Regions from separate parts of the Homo sapiens genome. Here all the other regions are linked to region 1. A link is a contact called in ENCODE Hi-C or POLR2A ChIA-PET data. All regions are on one chromosome and are shown on one strand. Each heading gives the region's core, a stretch centred on a gene start or an enhancer-like site at or near the end of the contact. The rest is flanking DNA. Distances are from core to core; before and after follow the strand shown. Region 1 holds the start of LINC01963 (long intergenic non-protein coding RNA 1963). Region 2 overlaps PECR (peroxisomal trans-2-enoyl-CoA reductase). Region 3 has its middle 4.1 kb from the start of MREG.

Region 1 (2,805 bases), core at 295-2,794:
TTTGAGTGATGCACACTGGATCACAGAGCAAGTTATGGACAAAGATGGAACTGTCTCTGAGTGTCATTACTTAACTTGCTAATCCACATAGGGCTGGGGGTATCCACTCATAAAAAGCAGGGCAGGACATTTTAAAGCCAGACAGGGGCTGTGTAGAGAAGGAAGAAAAATAGAATTGCAGGGACTGATAATGGAAGTATTTACTGTACACTTACTATACACCAAACATTTTATGTGGTTCATGCTCATTTAATCCTGACAGCCCTGAAAGTTAGGTTAACATAAACCCTATTTGACAGGTGCAGAAACTGAGACTGAGAATAGTCAAGCAACTTGGCTGAGGTCACAAAGCCAGGATATAGTGGCAGGTTTTGAAAGAGGCAGTTTGATTCCAGGCTCGGCTCTGATAATATTAAGCGGGCATTAAAAAGCAGGCTTCTGGGAGATGGAAAAGGAGTGGTGGAATCATCAAATGGCATGGATGTTGTACATAACTGAAGCCCTGGATTACAGAATTAAAATTCCATGTCTGTACTCCTCCCTCCCGCTCCAGCTCCACAGTTGGCGTGGGCCAGCCCAAGGCTACTGGTGGTGGGAGGAATAGCTTCATGTCCTCAAAGCACTCACCTAAATTCTGGTGTAGGGAGAGCTTAAAGTCTGTGGAAGAGACCCAGCATGCCTTTCCAAGTAGGTCCTGGGTTAGAAAGATCTGGGAGGCCTGTGTGTTAAAAGAGATGGCAGGAAATGATTCAGCTCTATATCTGTAAAATCTCTGACAATGACAGGATGTGAGGAATGACAGGAGGATCAGGAGGGCTGGGCGGGGGTGACTGAAATGTACTGACCCTGGCTGCAAACTAAAAATAAAATCCTAAGTCCCCTCCACCAACTGAATAGAAACGCTCTTGGCAAAGAGGACCCCAGAAAAACCTTAGAAACTGAGTTCCCAGCCATGACAGGACAAGAGGTCAGACACACCTCATTATACTCCCCTCCCTTTTATGGTTTAGACACAACCAACCAGCATTAATGTCAAAATAGAGGTCATAAGACTGACCAAACACACTCTTTGTGGCAACAAGATACCAAATTACAAACAGGACCTAAGGCCATGCCAAACAAGGGTTAAGTCATGCAGCCCTACACTTAAAAGAATAAACTATGTTCTAACTGCCACAAGTTTTCCTTTTCTCTAGCAGCTAAATAAGCACTGGCCTCTAAATAAACAATACTAAAACACTTGCAGCTCCACCAGATGCTGACTAACTGAACTCCACCAGCCATAACTACAGCTTTGATTGGACAAGAGTGATTTCGGTAATTTTCTCCTGGTAAGGAGCCCACCGACCATGACTGGTTCTAGCGGGTTTACAGAGATTGCATACTTGAGTGCCTTCATGTCCTGAATAGACCTTTTGATGTATAGGGCCTGATTGCAATATTTAAATATTAAGTCTCCACCCCAAGGTGAACATGTGTCATATGTAAGATGCATGTTTAATATGCATGCATCAGGACCACTTTCATTAATATTCATAGCTCCTCCTGTAACCTGTTGAATATGTGTTAAGCCAACCCATTCAGCATAAAAGCATAAAACTCCTACCCCAACCCCTCCTCCTTGGAGGTGCCTGTCTCTGGGCTTCTGCTGGAGGAGGCTGTGCTTCCTGGCCTGCAGGATGGCCACCTGGCAGGCTGTCACCCTTAAGAAATAGTGTCTCCATTTTTCTAAATTTGTATCTTATGATTTTTTTTTTAAAGTTAACGTATCTGGCAAAGATGGGATTCTGAAGCAGCCCCTGAATTCCTTTTCCTGTGTCACCCAGGACACCAGGTACAGCCAAGGTCCCTTTGAAAAAGTCCAGTTGTTCCTGACTATGCTGGGAAAGGATCTGGGTAAGTGCTATCAAAATCCAAGATCTCCCACTTTTAGGTTGCAGACTTGATTTCTTCTTTTAGGCCTCCTCCATCTGTGGAACTCCGGAGGAGACCCTCCTGCTGGCCTTGGGTTTGGGAGGGCATTCCTAGTTCTTCTCAGTCCTTTCTGTTCTCCTCCCTGGACCCCGGAGGGAACATCTCTCCTAGCCTTGGGTTTGGAGGAGGCCTTCCTGATTCCCTCCATCCAAGGGCCCTGGAGAAAATGCATTTGTGGGCTCCGGGCTTATGGAGAGGCATTCAGGTTGGATTCAACTGGTTCATAAGGTTTGTGGGGATGCTCACACTAAGGGCACTGGAAGAGATATCTTCATAAAGTCAGTGCAATAGGTAACTTACCCACTAGGGGCAGGAACTCCTGTAGAAGTTCAAAGGCATGCCAGGTTTTCCAGCACTTCAGCTAGCTGCATATTGTGGCCTGTTCTTGTGCACATTTTAAAACTGAACGGGCAAATTACAGCAAGGAAAATTCAGAGCTCAAATGCCCAACCTGCAACTATACAATTAAAATGTAGAGTTTTCTAAAGCTATCTCTTTTTTGTTTTCGGCCTGCTTTGAATTTGCTGTTATTAAGCTACTGCTGTTAAGATAAAACTCATTGTTTATGATACTACTAATTCAAGGCTACTTGGAGCTTTCTTTACAGTTCAGCCAATTGTAGCTAAAATGTAAACACTGAAAACTCATTTGAAACTTCAGGAAAAAAAAAAGGGGTAAAAGGTTTTTAAAAATAAAACTGCCATGAAAACTACTTTTCCCAAGACTTTGGTCCATAGCCTTCATTGGATTACCTACTGGGACAAATAAAGTTTAGCCATGTGAACAGGTCCCAATTTTGTCAGAAATAATTTGGATCCAGCTGTCTTTTGT
Region 2 (2,892 bases), core at 391-2,890, 160 kb after region 1:
AAAAAGGAACTATTAACACATTACAACGTGGATGAACCTCACAAACATGATTCTAAGTGGAAGAAGTTAGACACAAAAGACCACGTATTGTGTGATTCACTTTACATTAGATTTTCGAAAAGGTAAAGGCAAATCTAGAGAAACAGAAAGATGAGTGTTTACCTGGGGATGGGTTAAGCTGCAGATGGGTGTGAAGGAACTTTTTGGGGTGATGGAAAGGTTCTCAAGCTGGATTGTGGTAATGGTTGCATAACTCCGTATATTTATTAAAAGTCATTACATTGCACACTTAAAGTAGATGAATTTTATGATGTATAAATTTTACCTCAGTCAGGCTTTTTATAAGGAAATGTAAATGGACGTGTAAAACATATCAAACAGGCAGTGTGCTGAAACAAGGTATCAGGAGGGCCAGGATACTTTAAAAATTTAATGATTGAGTTTGCCTCTATCCTGCAGTTTACAGCTCCTGGATGAAAGAGCATGGAGGATCTATCGTCAATATCATTGTCCCTACTAAAGCTGGATTTCCATTAGCTGTGTAAGCGTTTTTATATAGTTTTCTTTCTAAGTCTTTGAGTTTTGTCTTCTGATTGGGGGAAGCATGTTAGGGAACATTTCTTAAATCAAGATCATTAATACCTTTAATGAGCTGTGATTCTAACAGTTAACATTTTATTTTATTTGAACTTAAAATTCAAAGTACTTCTAAAACATTTTCATCCAGATGCGGACTGCCAGATTTACCAAGGAAAGGGAAAATAGTATTTGTTTTTTGTCTGATGTTCAGATTAAACTGGATGTCTTGTGTTTTCTTGGGCAACTCTAATCCCGATGTGACTAAACTGGCCATCACTGTCTAGGAATAGCTTATTTGTTAAAGTATAGAAATGAAACTAATCTGTGTTAATTTAGATTTGAATACCATTAATATAGCTACTTGATTTTACACAGGACTGCTAAGTTGTTCCTCCTAACAGATAATCCAGGATTTTTTCTCCAAAAGTTTCTAAGGTTTTGTGCCTCTGATTAGCCACTCTGTACACAGACAGCATGCCTCCTTTATGCAAATTTTAGTACCCTGCTCATTTCCTGGATTATGCAGAACTCCCAAACATGTATAGGATAAAAATAAAATTCAACTTGGCTTAAGTAAAAATCTAGGGCAGTGGTTCTCCAAAAGTGGCTTCCAGACCAGCCACATCCCCATCACTTGGGAGAAGTTGTTAGCACAGCAAATTATCCAGCCCCACACCAGATCTGCTGCAAGAGAAACTCTGGGGGCAGAGCGCAGCCGTCGTGCAAGCCCTGGAGGGGATCCTGGTACCTGCAGAGCCACTGCGGAAAGGGCATGTTAGGTTCAGCCACAATGTTAGCAGGAAGCTGCCTCTCCTTTTGGTTTTGCTTTCTTCATGTCTGCGTACATTCTCAGGCAGGCTGTCTCTAGGTGTGGCAAAAGGCGAGTACTAGCAAGAGTTACAGGTCAACACTCTAGCTGTTCTTAACTCTCCAGTGAGAGAGTGCCTCTCAAGTCATGCCAGCAAAAACAATATTAATGGTGCCAGCAGGTCCCAGAGAGGATACTCATTAACTGACCCTGCCTGGTTATGTGTTCAGTCATTAACCAAAAACTGTAGAAATGAGGTTGCTCTGCTATGCATGGTCAGCCTGAGGAATGAGGAACTGTGGTCATCATCGCTCAGACATGGACTGAGAACAGGCAAGAGGTACTTCCTCAAGTGGAAATCAATGTGATGTTACTAAAAACAGAGTAAAAAATGGTGTGCAGGCCATTGATACCACTCTACCTTCTTTTCCTGCTCATTATTCTTTACTAAATGTATTTACCTATTTTAGCATCTTGGAAGAAATAATTCAGATTGTAGGTTCTTTCTGGCATTTCCCATCCTCACAGGCAACTAGTGTTAATAGTTTTGGGGGCATATCTTTTTCCTACATTTTAACCACAAATTTAGGATGCTATAAACACTATTCTGTATCTTGATGTTCTCAAATGAAGCAAATATCCTGGAGATATTTTCTTAACAGAGTCTAAAGAGATTTCTTCTTATTTTTTTATGGCTAATATGCCACTTTTATAAACCATAAGTAAGGAATGATTTGTGTAACCATTTTCCAGTTGGTGAGCATTTGGGTTGTTTCCAACCTTTTGTTATTACCAAAACCAAACTAAACACCTGCAGTAAGTAACATTTTCTGTACATCAGATAGTGTGTAGCCTAAATTGCAAGAGGTATAATTGCTAAGTCCAAAGCCAAATGCCTTTGTAATTTTAAGAGATATTGCCAAACTGCCCTTTAGAAAAGTTGTAGTTCCTTTATGAGTGAAATGTGTCCTCTTTCATGCATATGTAAGAAGTAATGAGAGTTTCTTTTCTTAAAATACATTTTTGAAATGAAATCACTGGCTTTTCTGATATTCGGTTGGCTAGAAAAAAAACACAGCTTGTCTTTAACATGGAAAAGAAGTGTTTCAGATACTTCTTGCTTTTGTTCTCTTAAGAATCGTTTCCTTTTCCAGTGGCCTTCACACTTTGGACCATGACTCATAGTAAGAAATTTTACATCTTGACCTAGTAAACACATATGTGTATATGTGTCTATAGGCAAAACAAAATTCGTGAAGCAAACATTCTTACTATGTATTGTGCACTCTGATTTTTCTTTCTTTCCTTTTTTTTTTTTTTTTTTTCTGAGATGGAGTTTTGCTCCTGTTGCCCAGGCTGAAGTGCAATGGGGCGATCTTGGCTCACTGCAACCTCTGCCTCCTGGGTTCAAGTGATTCTTATGCCTCAGCCTCCTGAGTAGCTGGGGTTGTAGGCACCCACCACCACGTCCAGTAGTTTTTTGTATTTTTAGTAGAGACGGGGTT
Region 3 (2,772 bases), core at 169-2,668, 200 kb after region 1:
ATGCCTCAACTCCAGCTGTTTTCCAACTTTGAGTCTTTGCCGTTAAGAAGCAAATTATAGAAAGAGTGTTTGATTGGCTCATCTTGGTCACATGTCAATTTCTTGGTCACATGTCCATTTCCTGTTGAGGGTTAGGGGTGAGGGATGGAAGGTACCTTCATTGTTATAGCCAGCCTATTGAATTGGGGGCATGTTCTTCAAAGGAAAACAAAACACTGTTACCAAAAGGCAGAGTGAGGGATACTACACAGGTAGAAACAACAGACTCTATAAGGACCCTTGGCGGATTTTACTTTGGTAACATTAGTCATGCCACTCCCTAATGTGACTTCTCTGGAGAGGTGAGGCATGTTGCTTCTCTATCTTGGATCACTTGGGGTGAGTGATGATGCTTGGCTCAGAGTACTGGTTTGTTTCAGAAACCCTATTTTTTCTTTAAGGAAGACGCTACTTGTTCGTTTTTCTCTGCTGGATGTGGGCAGCTCATAAATAGACTCCTCAGAATTAAACATAACCTTCCATGCCAACACTAAATAGCTCTTTTTCTGTTTTCTTGTGTTTATTCAGCACATTTGTTAAGTGCCCACTATGTGCGTGCATTGTTCTAGATGTTGTCGTATGGCAAGGTCTGCACTGTTCTAGGCGTTGGGGATATTGCAAAGAACAAAACAAAATCCCTGCCTCCATGAATGGACCCTACATTCTAGTTCACCATTGTATTCCCAGTTCCTGACTTAATAAATTTTTGTAGAACAAATAACTGAATGATACCAGCTCATGCTATGTTGTCTAAGCACAACTTTTTGGTGGAATGTGTTCATGATGTGGCATTGGAGCTTAATTTTTTTTTTGAGGTGGAGTCTCGTTCTGTCGCCCAGACTGGAGTGCAGTGGTGCGATCTCAGCTCACTGCAACCTCTGCCTCCTGGGTTCAAGTGATTCTCCTGCCTCAGCCTCCCGAGTAGCTGGGATTACAGGCATGCACCACCACTCATGGCTAATTTTTTTTTTTTTTTTTGTATTTTTAGTAGAGATGGGGTTTCACCATGTTGGCCAGGCTGGTCTCAAACTCCTGACCTCAGGTTATTCGCCCACCTTGGCCTCTCAAAGTGCTAGGATTACAGGCATGAGCCACCGTGCCTGGGCGGAGCTTCAGTGTTTTGAATTTCTAATTTTTCCTCCCTGCCTGTGCTTTTTCCTCTAACTCCCAGAAGTCGTAAAAAAATTCTTAAAGAGAGGGGCCTCCAAATTCTACTAGTTGTTTTCAAACCAGACTGTAGAGTTTCCCCTGCTATGGGGAAATCTGAAAATAGGAGCCAGCAGGTCTGCCTTGGAAACAAGCAGCTGATGGGTCTGTGAGTCACTGATGGCAGGGGACTGCCTACTTCCCGGACATCAGGTGCCCAGAGGGCTCTTGGTAAAAGTCAGATGCTGCTGCATGTGGTTGGCGGTGTTGGCTTCAACTCAGGCAGTAGGAACCATCTAGCGCCACTCTAAAAAAGGGGAAACTTGCTGCTGCCCTGTGAATGATATCTGAAATAGGATTGTCAAAATGTGATCTCAGCTACCATATTTGAATGTGAAACTGGAGAGTTTGGTCACGTTTTTATTCCCATCAAAGTTGTAATTTATCAAGGAAATAGTGAAGGCATTAAAATTCCGGGAAGAGGAATGCTAAGAAAAACTGATCTAAAAATCCCTAAAAACCTAGTAAACAGAAGACTCACATCAGTTAATAAGAATGAGGTAGTATTAGTATACTAACAAGGATTGCTCTCCAAGACATATTATTAAATAGAAAAAGCTTGCAAATAGATGCTGCACGCCTTTTAGATAAACAAAACAAAACAAAACTCACTAACAATAACAGCACACACAATGATGCTACATCACAAGTACACATATGTGTTTATGTGTCCAGAAAAAGGTTTGTACCATATTGATAATAATGGTTACCCGGGGGGATGTGGAGGGTGGAGGTAGAAAGGGGATTAGGTTGTGGATAGTCAACAGAGGGAATCTGAGCTGTAATATTCCAATTTTTTAGAAGACTATTTCATTTAGAAGTTTTAGAACTTAAAATTAATTTTAAAAATGTTAGTAACTGTTACAGTTGGCAAACATTTGATGTGATCCTTAGCAAGGCAGGACATTAACCTCTTGATCAAGTTTGTTAAATAGATGTAGTTCTGTGGCTTTCTATAAATATCCTGTCTGAAACAAACCACATAAAAGATGCCTGTATATTGCAGAGGTACAAATGTCATATGCAAGCCAAGTAGTGCTGGAGCTGACATTTCCCCAAACGGGCCTATATTATTTGAATTTGTTTAATAATATTGAATTCTGATATTTCTTCAGGGCTTTATAAAGGTTTTAAGACTGTCTCATTTGAGTCTCACAACTGTGTTAAATAGGGTAAGACTTGTCACCTCTATTTCATAGATTAGAAAACTGAGGTTCAGAAAAATTAAGTGACATGTTTAAAAATCAAAGTTAGTAATGGGGCACAGCACTTATATTTTCCAGGAGCTGAATGCTCCAATTTCTCCATTCTCAGCAAATCCAACTCAAATAGTTACTAGTAGCTGTCAGTCCCTAGTTTTCATTTTCTTGCTAGCTGAGTTCACATTTTGGGACCCTCCTTTACCCACTTTCTATTTGAACCTAGGTGGATTATCTCAAAATCCAAAATCCAATTTCAGAATACAGTCATTTTTACCAGGGGATTTTCCAGCCAGTAGGAAGTGTGCTTTGTAAAACCACACTCAGC

What was found. A loop is a pair of places that touch in the nucleus more often than their neighbours do. ChIA-PET counts read pairs that join two places held with the same protein, here RNA polymerase II (POLR2A). Pooled maps may share reads with other maps.
Region 2: a pooled map shows a loop between it and region 1 (2.9-fold over the local background). The contact joins the enhancer-like site here to the promoter of LINC01963 in region 1. A Hi-C loop is called at or near these places in 6 of 37 single-sample maps with no recorded cell type and 3 of 50 pooled maps. POLR2A ChIA-PET finds 5 or more read pairs at or near these places in 5 of 52 experiments (B cell, H1, OCI-LY7 and 2 more).
Region 3: a loop to region 1 is called in a pooled map, with 2.4 times the contacts of the local background. The contact joins the enhancer-like site here to the promoter of LINC01963 in region 1. A Hi-C loop is called at or near these places in 5 of 50 pooled maps. POLR2A ChIA-PET finds 5 or more read pairs at or near these places in 3 of 52 experiments (H1, activated CD4-positive, alpha-beta T cell and activated T-cell).

Annotation. Positions count from the first base shown.
Region 1 is chr2:216,215,628-216,218,432 of GRCh38, reverse strand. LINC01963 (long intergenic non-protein coding RNA 1963) reads right to left here and starts at 1,544. Exons shown (of 1, transcript NR_037701.1): 1 at 1-1,544.
Region 2 is chr2:216,056,544-216,059,435 of GRCh38, reverse strand. It overlaps PECR (peroxisomal trans-2-enoyl-CoA reductase), which reads left to right. Exons shown (of 8, transcript NM_018441.6): 4 at 460-541. Among named protein-coding and RNA genes, the nearest start is that of PECR, 24 kb to the left of the region's middle. RefSeq lists enhancers at 1,189-1,248, 1,309-1,488. Within about 2 kb of position 1,640, at least 9 of the 41 ENCODE cell types and tissues checked have a DNase peak (open chromatin) inside an H3K27ac peak, as active enhancers do; they include B cell, where a contact is called at or near this core.
Region 3 is chr2:216,016,242-216,019,013 of GRCh38, reverse strand. It overlaps a transcript of MREG not described here. Among named protein-coding and RNA genes, the nearest start is that of MREG, 4.1 kb to the right of the region's middle. Within about 2 kb of position 1,418, at least 3 of the 41 ENCODE cell types and tissues checked have a DNase peak (open chromatin) inside an H3K27ac peak, as active enhancers do.